Regions from separate parts of the Mus musculus genome. Here region 1 is linked to region 2. The links are chromatin loops, found by intact Hi-C in ENCODE. Cell type or tissue: left cerebral cortex. All regions are shown on one strand. Each heading gives the region's core, and the rest is flanking DNA. Links, peaks and the distances in the headings are about the cores only.

The links. Peaks named below come from ENCODE experiments on the same cell type or tissue, not always from the same donor. Only the 100,000 strongest peaks of a DNase experiment are listed, where the experiment ranks them.
Region 1: it touches region 2 in a loop (6-fold over the local background); 6 of 42 quality-filtered maps call a loop at or near these places.

Annotation. Positions count from the first base shown.
Region 1 is chr9:45,980,772-45,989,039 of GRCm38, forward strand. Pafah1b2 (platelet-activating factor acetylhydrolase, isoform 1b, subunit 2) reads right to left here and starts at 4,100. Exons shown (of 6, transcript NM_008775.3): 1 at 3,934-4,100. In left cerebral cortex, for the core only: CTCF peaks have their summits at 749 (motif pointing right) and 2,988; DNase peaks (open chromatin) are centred at 3,020, 3,351, 4,100 and 4,632; H3K4me3 peaks cover 2,095 bases; H3K27ac peaks cover 1,898 bases.
Region 2 is chr9:46,226,318-46,234,645 of GRCm38, forward strand. It overlaps Apoa1 (apolipoprotein A-I), which reads left to right and starts at 2,313. Exons shown (of 4, transcript NM_009692.4): 1 at 2,313-2,419; 2 at 2,621-2,682; 3 at 2,799-2,952; 4 at 3,488-4,152. The coding sequence starts at 2,640. The coding sequence ends at 4,085. Apoc3 (apolipoprotein C-III) reads right to left here. Exons shown (of 4, transcript NM_023114.4): 3 at 8,100-8,223; 4 at 6,733-7,026. The coding sequence ends at 6,906. In left cerebral cortex, for the core only: a CTCF peak has its summit at 3,726 (motif pointing right); a DNase peak (open chromatin) is centred at 3,738; H3K4me3 peaks cover 1,180 bases; H3K27ac peaks cover 665 bases.

The sequences.
Region 1 (8,268 bases), core at 1-8,000, 250 kb before region 2:
TAGCAAGTTCCAGGACAGCCAGGGAAGGAAGTTAAGGAAGTCAGTTCTGTTCTTGCACCCCAGGGGTCCTGCAGTCAAAGATGGCTGGCAAAGCACTGAGCTGAGCCATCTTTCTGGCACTTAGTCTATTATCCTTGAACAAAGACTGCTATTTTATATAGAGATAGATCGCATGAACATGATAAAAATTATTTACCAAGCTGTTTTGCTTATTTTTTATTATCACTCCAAACACTGAGCAAAGCACTTCCATCTGAATCCCAAATCTTACATTTTGTTTTGAGGGTCTCCCTGTGCAGCCCTGGCTGTCTTGATTTGCTGCAGTACTTATTCTGCCGTCCAGATGCTGAGATTACAGGTGTGCAATACTATACTCAGTCATACGTTCCAATATTCTTCACAGGCAAAATGAAAGGACACGGAAGAAGAAACAGAGGAACCAAATTCCAGTGCCTAAAGTTAAAAGGCAGTTCTAACTAGAAGATTATAAAAAGTATTTCAAATTTGATAGTCCCTCAACCATGACTACAAAAGCAGAGTACCTGAGTGAAATTACTTTGTGCCTCCAGACACTTGGATCCTGTACTCTATTGCCAAATCAAACATCTTACAATATAAAGTATCTTTCACAGAAGCCTGCAGTTTAGCAACATTTTTAAGACCCAGAAATGGAAAGCTGAGCCATAAACTCTTTTTTTTTTTTTTTAAGATTTATTTATTATGTATACAGCATTCTGCCTGCCTGCAGGCCAGAAGAGGGCACCACATCTCACCACATCTCATGTGGTGGCTGGTTGTGAGCCACCACATGGTTGCTGGGAATTGAACTCAGAACCTTTAGAAGAGCAGCCAGTGCTCTCTTACCACTGAGCCATCTCCCCAGCCCTCTACTGTCTCTTCTTTTTAGGCCAGGCCTGAGACAATCCAGAGGTCTAGCCAAACCAGGTGTTAGCACACACCTTAATTTCTCTGAGCTGAGGCCAGCCATGTCTCCTGAGGCAGCTAGGGCTGTTGTACACAGAAACCTTGTATCCATAAAGAGAGAGAGAGAGAGAGAGAGAGAGAGAGAGAGAGAGAGAGAGAAAGGGAGAAAGAAAGAAAGAAAGAAAGGAAGAGAAAGAAAGAAAGAAAGAAAGAAAGAAAGAAAGAAAGGAAGGAAGAGAAAGAAAGAAAGAAAGAAAGAAAGAAAGAAAGGAAGGAAAAGCCAAAAGAAAGAGAAAGAAAGAAAGAAAGAAAGAAAGAAAGAGAGAGAGAAAGAAAGAAAAGAAAAGAAAAGAAAAGAAAAGAAAAGAAGGAAGGGGAAGGAAGGAAGGAAGGAAGGGAGGGAGAGAGGGAGGGAGGGAGGGAGAAAGAAAAGAAAAGAAAAGTATGAAAAGCCTAAACCAGGCATATGGTAGCACACGCCTTTAATCCCTGCACTCGCACTCGGGAGGCAGAGGCAGGGGGATTTCTGAGTTTTGAGCCTGGTCTACAGAATGAGTTCCAGGACAGCCAGGGGTACACAGAGAAACCCTGTCTCGGCTGTCAGCTGGTAAAGCACCCGCTATACAAATTTAATGATGCCCATTACTCTACAAAGCTGTTCCTGACCTCGGACACTCAGTCACTGTGCTTTAGGGCATGTGTGTACACCCACCTCCACATCATACAAATATAATAAAAAATTTTAAAAGCATAACATTTTGGGAGACAGGAGATGAGACAGTGGTTGAGAGCATCAGCTGCTCCTGCAGAGGACTAGGGCTCAGCATCCATACTGTGGTTCACAACCATCTGTGACTCCGGTTTCAAGAAACCTAGCGCCTTCTCCCAGTCTCTGTTGGCACTGCATACATATGATATGCATACATGTAGGAAACACATTCATTCACATAAAAATAAATAACTTTTAAAAACCCAGACAATTTTAAAAGTGAAGAATGAATCAAGAGTTATCCAAAGAGTATCCTACTGAAGTTAAAAAAAAAAATTACAGGGATTCCTGAACCATTTTCCTATCATAGCCACCTTCAGGAGAGTGGCTCACACCTTTAGTCCCAGCACTCAAGAGGCAGAGGCAGGGGATCTCTGAGTTTGATGACAGCCTGGTCTACACAGTGAGTTCCAACACAGTGAAGGCTTCAAAAGAGAAACCCTGTCTCAAAATGAGTGAGTTTGTATAAAATGAGGAGGGGGCTGGATAGAGCTGGCCCAGCAGTTAAGAGCAGGTACTGCTCCTCCACAGGTCCTGGGTTTGATTCCCAGCACCCACATCCCAGCTCCTGACTGTCGTTTGCTCCACCTCCCAGAGGTAGTACCCAATCCCTAGGAGTTCAAAAACTAAAAACCAACACTTCCCACCTCACCTTACTGGGTCAGAATAATCTCCTTAGCCAGGGAACTGCAGGCTTCCTATGAAAAACTAGCAAGGAGGCGATAAAAGGTGGGCAACTGTGTACATTTCCATGAAAAACTATTTTGCAGAGCAAACTTTGTTGTCCTTCAAAAATCTCCAGGGAGAGAAGGCAGTCCTAATCCTAAACTTTCTATCTTCCCCACTTAATTTAGACCTCAACGACACAGCACAGCACCGGACTCTCTACACTAGTGGTGTGGAAGTCAGTCCCAACAAAACAACTACAACCCCTCAAGCTCAGCCGGGGTGTGTGTGTGTGTGTGTGTGTGTGTGTGTGTGTGTGTGTGTGTGTGTGAGAGAGAGAGAGAGAGAGAGAGAGAGAGAGAACCTAGAAGCTTGCTGAGACTTTTGAATGAGAATGAAAAGATTTAGGATGCTTCCATTAAGGCCTGAGGCTTTTCATTTTGCTTCAGAGAGTTGGCAGAATTATTCTGAAGAGGAAGGCAAGCCTCGTCCAGAATGCCCTGCCCCGGTCTCTGGTGGGCGGCCCCCCAGGATCCAGCCCATCCATAATTTATTATCAAGTGCCCATGCCAACAAATTAATGCACAATGATTCCCTCCCCTGCTCTCCCACAAGGAGGCAACCTTTAAGTCTGAACAATGTGCCCAGAGAAGGAACTGACGGGCAGACACAAGCCTCATCCAAGGGAAAGATAAGCTTGCATTTTTCTCTTTTCCACACCTTTTCCTCTGGCCCATTCTCTCCACTCAACTCAACGCTGTAGAAAATGCAAGTCTAGGACCTGCTCTTAGCGTCTTGGTGCCCTTCCCTTTGTCCATAGCCACGTTCTTCAGAGACGCCAACGCTTTATGGCTTTGGGTTTCCTTAAGATCCGTATATACATGATGAAAGGCAACGTCAGCCTGGGAGCTATGGAAAGGATAACGAGTCACTCTGCCATGAGTAACTCAAACCTGGAGACCACAGGCTCTGACCCGCTAAGTGGACATGGACCACAAGGGCTGGGGAGAGGAAACACACCTCCAAGGAAACTACTCACTGACAGATGTACCTGGCTGGCGGTAGGCCATCGGCCAAGTCACCAACGCCTGGGCCTCGTCGCCGAATGAAGTGGGTGACCCTTAAGGCTAGCCTCTACCAATCCTTTCAGAGCCCTGACACGGGTCTTTGGGAAGTATAAGCGAAGGCAACAGAGAAGTTTCGAATGAGGAGACAATTTTCGACGAGAAGGGCAAAGAGCGTGATCCGTTAAAAAAAAAAAAAAGGCACAACCCAGTCACAGGCTTGGGCCTAGAGGTCCCACCCCGGGGATGGAGGGAAAAGGCGACAGCTGAGGCAGGAGGCCGGGCCAGGGGACCCGCGGGCCGCTCAGCCGCTGGCCAGGGTGGAACCAGGGCGCCGCAGGGCAGCGGCGACGGCGCGGGGCCCCGGAGGCCCTGCAGGGCGACAGCGCGGGGCGCGGCGGGGGAGGGGCGGCGTGGGGGAGGGGAGCCGGGCCTCACAATACCGGCTCGCCCGCGCGTCCCACCCGTCACGACGAGGCCCCGGCTCCGCGGTCCCCACGATGCACTCACACAGGCAGAGGGTCCGTGCGGGGCCCTCAGCGGCTGCGGCGTCGGCGGGTTGCGCTTCAGTCGCTCGCTTGATCCCGACGGCCGCGTTCCGGCGCGCGTCCCCTCCTCGGGCCCCAGCACCAAGCAGCAGCGCCTCCACTTCCGGTCCCCCTGCCACTCGGGCAAATGGCTTCCGGAAGTCCCGCCCCTGGCTGCGGGGCTAGTTGCGGGGCGGGTGCGCCTCACTTTCCCTCGCAGTGCGCGCTCTTTGCTTGGCGCACAGGTCTACCGTCCCTGCCAAGTACTGACTTTGTTCTCTTTCTTTCCCCGACTTGAGCCTCCATCTTTCCTGTAACTGCCTTCCTGTCCTGATAGGATGACGGAAACTATCCGGAGATGGCCTTAGAGACAGTGTAGCTTGACCTCTCGCTGACGCTACTCCCTTCTTAGCCACTGATTTCCTCCACCGATGGGATAAACCAGATTGCAGAGAATGGGGAGAAATAGGCCCGAAGTTAAAAGGGGCAACCCCTACATTTACCAGCAGAATTTCTATGATGATACTCAGAATTGTGTGATAGATACCACTCGGGGAATAACAGAAACCCCAGTCTTTACCTTAGAAATCCATCCAGTTTAGGGGAGTACATAGAGAGTCAATGTAGAGATTAGATGCTAACGGCTGGATAAGTGCAGGACAGATCAGCGCCAAGAGGAGGGGCAAGAGATTGCGTCATCATTAGCAGGGAAACTTGGTGGAGCAGTGCCAGGGCTGGCTCTTTAATGATGGATAGGATTCATTCAAACTCATAATAGTGAATTGCAGAGCATTCCAGGACTCTGAAACTGATTGAGAATGTTCTTGAAACCTGTAAGCCTAAATTATCGAGATAATAAAATAAAATTTCAAATCACTTATGTGCTGCTTGTATTATCTCGAATGCAAAATAAAAATTTCAAGATAATGACTTTGTCACTGCCTCCATAACTCTTCTGCAGATATTCCAGTTACATATGGTACACTAGCAAGATCTCAGTAAGTGCTGTTTTAAGTGTTTTGATCAAGAGAATATCGTAAAGGGTTATTTAAACAGTTTAGTATTAAATACACTGTTAAGAGAAACAACTTGAATTGGTTTCCAATGATAAAGCCCTATGTCTGGGTTGTTTTTGTCAATGACACAAATCAGGGTCATTTGAGGAAGGGAACTTTAAAAATGCCTTCATCCGATTGGCATGTAGGCAGTCTATGAGGGTATTTTCTTGATTAATAATTGATGGGCGTATCCCACTGTGAGTGGTGCCACTTGGCGAAGGTGGCCCTGAGTTGAGTTGTATAAGAGCACACAGTCAGTCAGTAAGAAACGACATTCTATAGCTCCAGTTCCTACCCTGACTTCTCTCTGTGACAGCTGTGATCTGAGAGCTGTAAAGGAAGTAAGTCCTTTCCTCTCCACTTGGCTTTTAGTCATGGTGTTCCCCCTTCTCTCTCTCTCTCTCTCTCTCTCTCTCTCTCTGTCTCTCTGACACACACACACATTTTGATACTATCTTTTATTCATAAGAAACCTTGATTGATTGCTTGCTCTTAAAATGAAAAACGTAGCCCAGGATAGCCTCCACTTCACTCTGCAGCTATGAACGTAGGACCTTCCTGCTTCCTCCCTTCCTGGGTGCCACCATGCTTGGGTCTCACACAGTCCTTCAGGATTGAGTACAGGGCTTTATGCGTCTTAGACAAAAACTATCAACTGAGCTACATTCTCAGCTCTACAAAACTTTTCTTCAAGCCCTTAAGGCTCCTCATTTTTGGTTGTACTATAGATTGAACCCAAGGAGACATTCTATATTTGAAAATCCTGGGGGTTGGCGAGATGGTTCAGCAGTTAAGAGCACTGACTGGCTGGGTTGTGGTGGCGCAAGCCTTTAATCCCAGCACTTGGGAGGCAGAGGCAGGCGGATTTCTGAGTTCGAGGCCAGCCTGGTCTACAGAGTGAGTTCCAGGACAGCCAGGGCTATACAGAGAAACCCTGTCTCAACCCCCCCCCCCCCGCAAAACAAACAAACAAACACACAAAACAAAAACAAAAAAAAAAACAAAAAAAACCAAAGCACTGACTGCTTTTCCGAAGGTCCTGAGTTCAAATCCCAGCAACCACATGATGGCTGGCAACCATCCGTAATGAGATTTGATGCCCTCTTCTGGTGTGTCTGAAGACAGCTACAGTGTACTTACATAAAATAAATTAATCTTTGGGCTGGAGTGACTGGGACTGGAGTGAGTAGAGGTCCTGAGTTCAATTCCCAGCACCCACATGATGGCTCACAACCATCTGTATAGCTACAGTGTACTCATATACATAAAATAAATAAATAAATAAATCTTAAAAAAAAAAAAAAAAGAACGCCGGGCGTGGTGGTGCATGCCTTTAATCCCAGCACTCGGGAGGCAGAGACAGGTGGATTTCTGAGTTCGAGGCCAGCCTGGTCTACAAAAGTGAGTTCCAGGACAGCCAGGGCTATACAGAGAAACCCTGTCTCAAAAAACAACAACAAAGAAAAAAAAAAGAAAAGAAAGTCCTGGGGCTGAAGAGATGGCACAGTGGTTAAGCGTACCTACTACTCTTGCAGAGGACCCAAGCTGGTTTCCCAGCTCCCATATCCCATGGCTTACAACACCCTGTAACTCCAGCTCCATGGGACCCAATGCCTTCCTCTACACTTACATGCATGTACCCACATGACACATGTATGCGAATGATTAAAATAGCATATTCTTTTCCAGTGAAGTAGAATTCTAAGTAGTTCCTTCAGCTGTACAATGACTGCAGCAGTGTGCTCGAGGCTGACAGTGACAGGCTAGTTAGGCACACCCAGGGGCTTCATGCTTTGCTCCCCTTGCCGAGCAGCCTTGAATAGAATTTCACTGACGGCTTGGCCTGGGGGTGGTTACCTGCCATAGTCCCAGCCACTGGGGAGACCGAGGCAGGAGGGTCACTTTCTTTCTTTCTTTCTTTCTTTCTTTCTTTCTTTCTTTCTTTCTTTCTTTCTTTAGGTTTTTCGAGACAGGGTTTTTCTGTGCAGTCCTGGCTGTCCTGGAACTCACTCTGTAGACTAGGCTGTCCTCGAACTCAGAAATCCGCCTGCCTCTGCCTCCCAAGTGCTGGGATTAAAGACGTGCACCACCACGCCCGGCTTAGATTTTTTATTTTGTAACCTTTATTTTAGGTGTATGATTGTTCTGCCTTATGTCTGTCTGTGCACCATGTGCACACAGGGCCTGTAGAAGCCAGAAGAGGGCATCAGATCTCCTAGGACTGGAGTTACAATTGTGAGCTGTCTGTCATGTGAGCTCTGGCTGTGTGTCCTTGGGAAGAACCACCCTGAACACTTGTTTGTTTGTTTGTTTGTTTGTTTTTGAGACAAGGTCTTTCTGTGTAGCCTTGGCTGTCCTGGAACTCCTCGGTAGATCTGGCTGACATCAAACTTATAGAGATCCAAGTGCCTCTGATTCCCCAGTGCAGCAGGGATTAAAGGCATGTGCCACCACTATCCAGCCACAACCACTGCTCTTAACCACTGAGTCATCTCTCCAGCCCCAGGAGGATCTCTTTAGCCCATTAGTTTAAGAACTGGATGGATAATATAGCTAATTAATATAGCATACACACACACACACACACACACACACACACACAGACACACACACACACACATTGTACCTACCCTTCAAACAAGCCCATTGCTAAGAATCTATTTGAGAGACCAGCCATCTCACACCTGTAATGCCAATACTAGGGAGTCTAAAACAGGAAGGATGTTTTCAGTTCAAGGCCAATTTGGGCTACATAGTAAGTTCCTGGCCAGCCTTGATTATAGAGATGCTGCAGCACCCCCCAAGCCCCCACCCCCTGCAAAAAAAAAAAACCCACAAAAATCTATCTTGTAACAATAAAAAAAATGACAATTATTATTTGTTTTGTGCCGTGTTCTGCTCCTTACATAATAAATTTAATTCTTTTGTCATCTCTTTCTTTTCTTGACACAGGGTCTTACTGCATAATCATTGCTAGCTCACAACTTACTCTGTAGGACAATCTAGCCTTGAACCTGCAGGTGTTCTTTGTTCTCTGTCTACAAAATATGTAATTCTTTCAGCTCTATGGGTGGTGCCTACTGTATGGTTATGAAGGGGACAGTGAAGAGCCTGTGATCCAGGAACAGCAGGTGGTGCAGGAACATGAACATTAAGGGCTGGGTTTCAACTTCAGGCTGATTCCAGGTCTGGAACTCCAAACCACCCCCTGAAACCTCCTGCCTATGGAAATAGAGGCGCCCATGTGTGTGGATAGAACT
Region 2 (8,328 bases), core at 294-8,293:
TGGAAACCAACAGACACCCCCACCCCCACCCCACCCCCAAAAGACCTAAAAAACTACTCCTGTGGAGGCCACCTCCCTCTGAGTGCTCCCACAGCCCTCGGGGGCTGGTTTCAACCTGGAAAAGATGTCCTGCATCACAGCACCTGCAAGCCAGACACCTGCCTTACCCCATTTTTGCTGCCAGCAACTGGGGTCACAGGCTATGGCCTAGTAACAGAATGTGTTCGTGGCAGTGACCTCAGGAGTCTGGGATGCAGAACACTTGCCATTTGCTGTTGGTCACCTTTCAGCAGTTTTGCTTGAAATGTGTTCAGACTTCACAGACAACACAACACAAATAAAACTCTGGAGTTCAGAAGCTCAAATCATGGCTAAAAGCATGGGATTGTCAGAGTGATATTCTGTCTGAAAACTCTTTCATTCAGAGAAAACCTGCATTTTCTCTTCTCTCTTCCAGCACCCATGGATGGGTAGCCGAAACCCGCTTGGCTCATCTGCACACTCAGATTGCTTGGTCTCTATTTCTGTTCTCAAGTTTCTCCATGGTTTTGGCCCTTCTGCCTCCTCTAGCATATTGAGAGACCCTTGTGATTACTGTGCCCTCTGGATATCCCAGGCTACCCTTGAGTTCAAGTCCCCTAATCACATTTGCCATGTTAGACACCACGCACAGGTTCCTGGACTTAGTAAGTGCACACACATCTTTTCCATTTTGCTTCCCATACAGTGACTGGGATCATAAGGAAGCTGTGGCATGCTCTGTCATTATCTTTCCTTAGCAGATAAGAGACCCAGGGACGGAGAGGTTATGTAACCTGTCCGGGTCACCTGGAGAATAAGTTGCAGATCCCAGAACCAAGGTTCTCTCTGGTTGCAAAGCCTCCTGGGATGGGAGCAGCCTGGAATCCCAGCCACTCCCTGAACTGGTAGACAGATTCCAAGCTGGTTTCTAGGGAGTTGGGGAGTTTCCTAGGGAGATGGGCAGAGTACATTCCTGCCCTGGGTCCCAAATGCAGAGACCTGGGCGCAAGGTCCATCCTTGCCTCTAAGGCTGAGAGATAAAGGACACAGCAAATTCCTTCCACTCTCAACAGGCCCTTATCTAGAAGGAAGTTCATGGTAGAACCTCAAATAGATGGTCTCAAAAGTTCCTCTTAGCTTGAAAACTCACTTTCCATAATGGGATTTTAGAGATGATCTGTGGTTTTTGTTTGTTTGTTTGTTTTGTTTTGTTTTGTTTTGTTTTTAGATATTCTCATATAGCCCAGGCTGACTTCAAACTTGCTATATGGGCAAGGCTGTGGTTTTGAACTCTCAACCCTCTGACCTTCCAAGTGCAAAAACTGGCCACCGTACTCAGCCCACTCTACACAGCTACCCAGCTCTCCCATCCTGGCAAGTGAGCCTAGGCCCTCACCACTCTGGGAAGACATATCGTCACTGAACTACATGACCCCTTTTAGTGGTCATGGTATATGGTGAGGTTTTCTCTGGAAGGGAGGCTGAATAACAGCATCTACACATAACAAAAACATTGGCAACTGGGGCTGGAGAGATGGCTCAGCGGTTTAAGACCACTAGCTGCTCTTCCAGAGGTCCTGAGTTCAATTCCCAGAAACCATATGGTGGCTCACAACCATCTGTAAAGGAATCTGATTCCATCTTCTGGTGTGTCTGAAGACAGAGCGCTCATGTACCTAAGATAAGGAAGAAAGGAAGGGAGGGAAGGAGGGAGGGAGACAAGGAAGGAGCTAACAACTCCATGTTGGCCTCTGTCATTTCTTCTGAAGCATCAGAGGGGTCTTCATCCTCAGCTTGGGGATATGAGCCTGTCTGCATCTCACTCAGGCTGACACCTCAGTTGTTTTTGGATTTAGGGTTGGGAGGCTGGCTAAACATGTGGCATCTGGAAAGACAAATCCCCAAACCTGGGGGACCAGGGTGAGGTGAAAGGGGGAACCCCTTGGAAAGCAAAAAAAAAACTTTGGGGTGGGGCTGTGAGTGAAGGAGCCCACAATTCCTCCCTCCCTCCCTTGTTCCAGGCTCAGAGGGCACTAGCAACACAGAGGAGTCCAGGAGTGGGCTCCATGAGACTATCTTGAAGAAGACATACACCTCGGGATGGTGCAACTGCCTTACCCCTGGGGACCCCTGGAGTCTGCAGCCACCCCCTGCTGCCCCCACCTGAACCCTTGATCCCAGCTCGGCAGCCCCCGCAGTTTCCTGTTTGCCCACTCTGTTTGCCCAGCCTCAGGAACAGAGCTGATCCTTGAACTCTAAGTTCCACATCGCCAGCAAAAGTAAGCAGTGGCAGGGCCAGGCTGAGCTTATCAGTCTCCCAGCCCAGCCCCTGCCCACACACATATATAGACCAGGGAAGAAGAGCTGGACACCCAGACTGTCGGAGAGCTCCGGGGAGGTAAGTGCTGCTACCTGCCTTCGGTGGCTCTGGCTCCATAGCGCCTCCCAGTTGATGCTCCACTGTCCAAATCAATACCGTGGATATCTCGCACCTTTAGCCATTCTAGCCAATGCTTCCATGGGCTTGAATTGTGTGTGGAGCCTTTCCATGACAATGCCTCCCTTCAGCCCAGCCCTCCTCCTCCTTCTTCTTCTTCAGGTCACCCACACCCTTCAGGATGAAAGCTGTGGTGCTGGCCGTGGCTCTGGTCTTCCTGACAGGTAGGTGCCTCTTGACCTGCGTGGGACTACCTTCCTGGGCACAGAGAACAGAATTCCCACTGTTCTCTTCCCTGACTCCGAGTCTAACCTAACATGGGTCTCCCCTCCATCCCCAGGGAGCCAGGCTTGGCACGTATGGCAGCAAGATGAACCCCAGTCCCAATGGGACAAAGTGAAGGATTTCGCTAATGTGTATGTGGATGCGGTCAAAGACAGCGGCAGAGACTATGTGTCCCAGTTTGAATCCTCCTCCTTGGGCCAACAGCTGAAGTAAGGAAAGACCTAGCGTGGGGCCTGGAGCAGGTCAAGGGCTGCCCATCCAGGGTGGGCAGAGAGACCAGTGAGAAGATGCTGGAACTGAGCTGGCTAGCCCTTCACGGGCTTTCCTACCAGCTGGGCACCATGGCAGGTTCCAGTGGAGGACTAGGGATGGGATTCATCTGGCTGTTGGGTAACCACAGCCCCTCATTCAGCCTATGAGTGCCAAATCCCTTTTCCTTGGTAACCCCCAGTACTGGTCAGACAGCACCCAAAACAAAACAAAACAAAACAAAAAACAAAAAACGGGACTGGCCTTGTAACCAGCACCGACCACATCTGTGTTCTTGGTGCCTTCCGCCATGTGTACAGAGGAATGTAAAGGGAAGGCAGTGAGTTAGAGGGTTGCATGTTCGGGGAAACTAGGACCATAGCAACTGCACATTAGGGGACAGGTGGCACCCAGCTATCATGTGCATGGATCTGCAGACCAGGGGCAGCGCATGATGCCTGGGCTCGTCTCTCAGCCGCTCTCTTCCCCCTCTAGCCTGAATCTCCTGGAAAACTGGGACACTCTGGGTTCAACCGTTAGTCAGCTGCAGGAACGGCTGGGCCCATTGACTCGGGACTTCTGGGATAACCTGGAGAAAGAAACAGATTGGGTGAGACAGGAGATGAACAAGGACCTAGAGGAAGTGAAACAGAAGGTGCAGCCCTACCTGGACGAATTCCAGAAGAAATGGAAAGAGGATGTGGAGCTCTACCGCCAGAAGGTGGCGCCTCTGGGCGCCGAGCTGCAGGAGAGCGCGCGCCAGAAGCTGCAGGAGCTGCAAGGGAGACTGTCCCCTGTGGCTGAGGAATTTCGCGACCGCATGCGCACACACGTAGACTCTCTGCGCACACAGCTAGCGCCCCACAGCGAACAGATGCGCGAGAGCCTGGCCCAGCGCCTGGCTGAGCTCAAGAGCAACCCTACCTTGAACGAGTACCACACCAGGGCCAAAACCCACCTGAAGACACTTGGCGAGAAAGCCAGACCTGCGCTGGAGGACCTGCGCCATAGTCTGATGCCCATGCTGGAGACGCTTAAGACCCAAGTCCAGAGTGTGATCGACAAGGCCAGCGAGACTCTGACTGCCCAGTGAGGTGCCCGCTTCCACTCCCCACCCCCGCATTGGCTTTCTTACAATAAACCTTTCCAAAATGGAATAGCTTCTTTCTTTGGGGGACATAGGGCGGGCGCTAAGGGGACATCAAGGGACGTGAGAACATGGTGCCGCACTGGGGATTCCTTTGTACGCGACTACTCAGCTCTTAACGCTCACTCAAGCTGGGCACCTGGCTGGTTCAGGGTATGAGACAGAATCCCTTCCTAAGAAGGCTCCAAGGGAAATGGATGGCCAGGCAAAGCAACAAGGAACCCCAAAAGGGCCCCACAGAGGCTCAGAACACTAGTGCTGTAAACCAGGATGAGAGTGTCTGGCAATAGGACTGGCTTTGAGACCGCTGGTTTCTTGTGCTAGCCGAGTTTCCAGGTGGGGTCCAGAGGGTGCAGGACGGGAGCCTCTTCCACTCCCTAGAGCCAGGATTCCTTCAGGAGCCAGGAAGATTGGAGTTATTGGGTGGGTGCTAATAAAAAGCCTGGAGCTGAACCCGATCTCGGTAAACAATTCCCTTTGATCTTTCCCTCCGGTGCACCCACACAGTGTGCTGAAAGGGTCAAGGCTGCAGCTACTCTACCTGACAGTTGGATACAAAAACAAACAAACAAACAAACACCCCTCTCCATGATGCTGGTGACCACACATTTACTAGAGAGGCCTTCATATCCATCTCTAAATCCTGAAGGATGGCCTTTAAGTCCACACCAGTTGGGGAAGCTGAGCTGGGAGGTCTGAAGTTAGTCACTGCAGAAAAGGTGGGTCAGGATGTGCCGTTCCATTTTAAAACAAAACAAAAACAAAACAAACAAACAAAAAAACCCCTTTTATTACATGGGGCTGGTAAGGTGGCTTATCAGGTAGAGGCACTTTCGGAAGTCTGAGAACCTGAGTTCAGTGCTTAGAAGACACACACACACACACACACCCCACAAATATAAATAAAGGTATATAAAATATTTAAATTTTTATTAGACTTATTTAGTGTGTGTGTGTGTGTGAGTGTGTGTGTGTGTGAGTGTGTGTGTGTGTGTTTTCACGTGCCACAGAACATGTGTGGAGATTAGAGGACAATTTGCAGGTATCTGTTCTCTTTTCCACCATATAGGTCCCAAAGATCAAAAACTCAGGTCACCAGGATTAGTGTAGCGAGCGTCTCTACTAGCTAAGCCATCTTGCCAGTTCTTGTTTGTATTTATCTACTAGCTAAGCCATCTTGCCAGTCCTTGTTTGTATTTATTTTATTTGGAGACAGTGTCTCCACTAGCCCAGGCTAGACTCAGATGAGCTCTGATCTTTCTGCCCCATCTCCCAAGTGCTGGGGGTTTCAAGGATGGTCCACCACTGTTACTCTGTGCTGAGACAAACCCAGAGCTCTGTGCATGCAAGGCAAGCCCTCTACCACCTGAGCTGCCTGCCAAGCCCAGACTGTTCATTGTATAGACTTGCCCGCTATGGAGTGTAACCAAGCACTCATGTTCACAGGGTTGAGGATGTCTGCAGAAGCACTCTCACACCAACAGCCTTCCTCTCATCTGCCCCTCTTCATGCCTGTGTTGGTATGCAGGTGGTCTCCATCCATCCCCGGTGTATCTTCATGAGCCCCTGGCTGAAGGGGTGAGTTTTTAAATCCACAATCATGCAGAGCCACAGCAGACATTAAACCAGGTTTGGGTAGGAAAGTTTCCCGGTGTGGACAATGAGACTTCTGGCTCTTGGTGGACAGGAAGAGAAACCCCTATTGGATTTCCAGAGAGAACATAGTCCAGTCTGCTGGCTGTGCCAATGCAGTCTGGAAAGGAGCTTCCAACACCTGGCAGAGGCTTTTCCGGTGCCAGCAACGTGGAAAATGGAAAGCTGGCCCTGCAGTGTGTTTTCTCCTGATCCGGGGCAGCCACTGGCACTCTCTGAACATTAGTCTTTTACTCTATAATGTGCAAGACCTGTTTTGTGACACTGGGTCTCTTTGAAGTGAGTGTTTGGGGGTGGCAGGAACTTAGCAAGCAGCCCTTTTGGGATTCTGAGGACACTGGGTCTCCATTCCAGTCTAGAAGGTCACCTAGTTTAGCTATCACAGTGAGGACTGTTTACAAGGGGTGTGCGCATGCGGCACCTCATGCTTTTAGACACTACCATTTCATTTCTACAACAAACCTTCAGGGGAGGGGCAGGTCCTACCCACTTTATTCATAAGAAATGGAAGCCGCTACACTGCAGTGGGGTTGAGACTTATCCGACCACCCTCCCAATCTGCCTCCTTCCTTTCCGCCTGTTTAAAGGGGCCAGGCAGCCTGGGCTGTGCAAACCAGCTGCACGGGGTTGGTGATCATATCTGACCTTAAGCCTGGAGATGACATAAGACTGCTAGCTAGACAGATACTACACTCCAGCCACGTCGTCCACGTTGTCCTGCCCTTGACAGGTTTATCACAGATTGTAACTGCAAATCTGTCGTTACCTGATTTGATCTTTCCCATTAAGTCAAGCAGGGAAGCGGAGTTAGTCCCACGTACAAAGGAAGAAGCACCCCAGAGACCACTAAAGAGGTGGATGACCTACAGCCCCAGGTCCACCCCTTCAACAGGCCTAGCTCATCCCCATGCCCAGACGTCCAGGCACATGGGACACCCACTAACAGCAGCTTCTTATCCAGCTTTATTAGGGACAGCATGTTTAGGTGAGATCTAGGGAGGGGTGAAGACATGAGAACATACTTTCCCCTTAAAGCAACCTTCAGGGGCCACCTGGCAGGCCTGGAGGGGGGCAGCAGGATGGAGGAACAGGCACATCTGCAACACAGAAGTCTCACGACTCAATAGCTGGAGTTGGTTGGTCCTCAGGGTTAGAATCCCAGAAGCCGGTGAACTTGTCAGTAAACTTGCTCCAGTAGCCTTTCAGGGATCTGAAGTGATTGTCCATCCAGCCCCTGGAGGTTAAAGCAGTAAGAGGCATCCATAGGAGAGAGGGAGAGAGAGAGAGAGGGAGAGAGAGAGAGAGAGAGAGAGAGAGAGAGAGAGAGAGAGAGAGAGGTGTGTGTGTGTGTGTGTGTGTGTGTGTGTGTGTGTGTGTGTGTGTGTGAGAAAAGCTCCCCCGTGGGCAGCTAGACCCAGGACTGCACGCAGGGCTCCACTGGCTCTCTCAGCCACCAGCACCACCTTGCCTATCACACCCCAAAATCACCTGCAGCTACCTAAGAAACCCCACCTTCATCAAGGTTGGATCAGAACCTCAGTGCCTTCCATCCAATCTCCTTTCAGGCCGGAGGCACCAAGCACCGGGGAGCTGGATACTAAGGTCAGCTACAATGCAGCTGCCTGTATAGGCCATACAAATCACTCCCTTGAGGTACCCCATCCCTGGCTCTAAGTGGGTGAGGCAGAGGCAGGGCCAGTCTCTCATTTGAAACATTACTGAATGACTTCTAAGCTGTGTGATCTAGGCCAGGTTATCTAACTCTTTATCATCAGCAAAACCGAGTATCTAATATCCTCCCCACAGCCTGTTCTGGGGATAGAGACTGTCAACATCTTTTGCTACATAGGCAACTAAACTATCAAATGTCAGCCAAAGCCATTGGCCAGGGGGTGATATTTCATAGTGGGCAAGATGCCTACCTCAGACTGAGCCCAGGGATAGAAACAGGGCAGACTCCCACCCTCTAACCCCCAACTTCCCACCTCACTTCCCACCACTACCCCCTGCATACAGGCAGAAACCAGAGCAGGTAGGCCTCCCATCGTGTGCGCAGGACCCAGAGGAGAAAACCTGCAGCGAGGCTAAATGCCCCTCAGGCTGCTCTGAGGAAAAGCAGAGAAGATAGGAGAAGGCTGCTTGCCCTGCCTGTCATCTTGGTCACAGTACCGAAAGGCCTCATGAGGGACCAGAGGCTCGGGCAGGTCCCAGGCCCTGGTAAACTTGGTGGACCACAGTCTCTGTGCTAGGGTCTCAGCACCAGGGCATGAGAGGAGAAGACACAGGAAAGGAGGCCAGTGTGCCTACCTGGCCACCACAGCTATATCGGACTCCTGCACGCTACTTAGCGCATCCTGGACCGTCTTGGAGGCTTGTTCCATGTAGCCCTGTACAGAGCCCAGCAGCAAGGATCCCTCTACCTCTTCAGCTCCTGCGAGAGAGCAGAGTTGGGCCACGCCAGCCCTCAGCTCCTGCCCAGCCACCACTTCTCAGGGCAGGGCCCCCTGACCAGCTCCCACTGAAACCCAGCCCCACT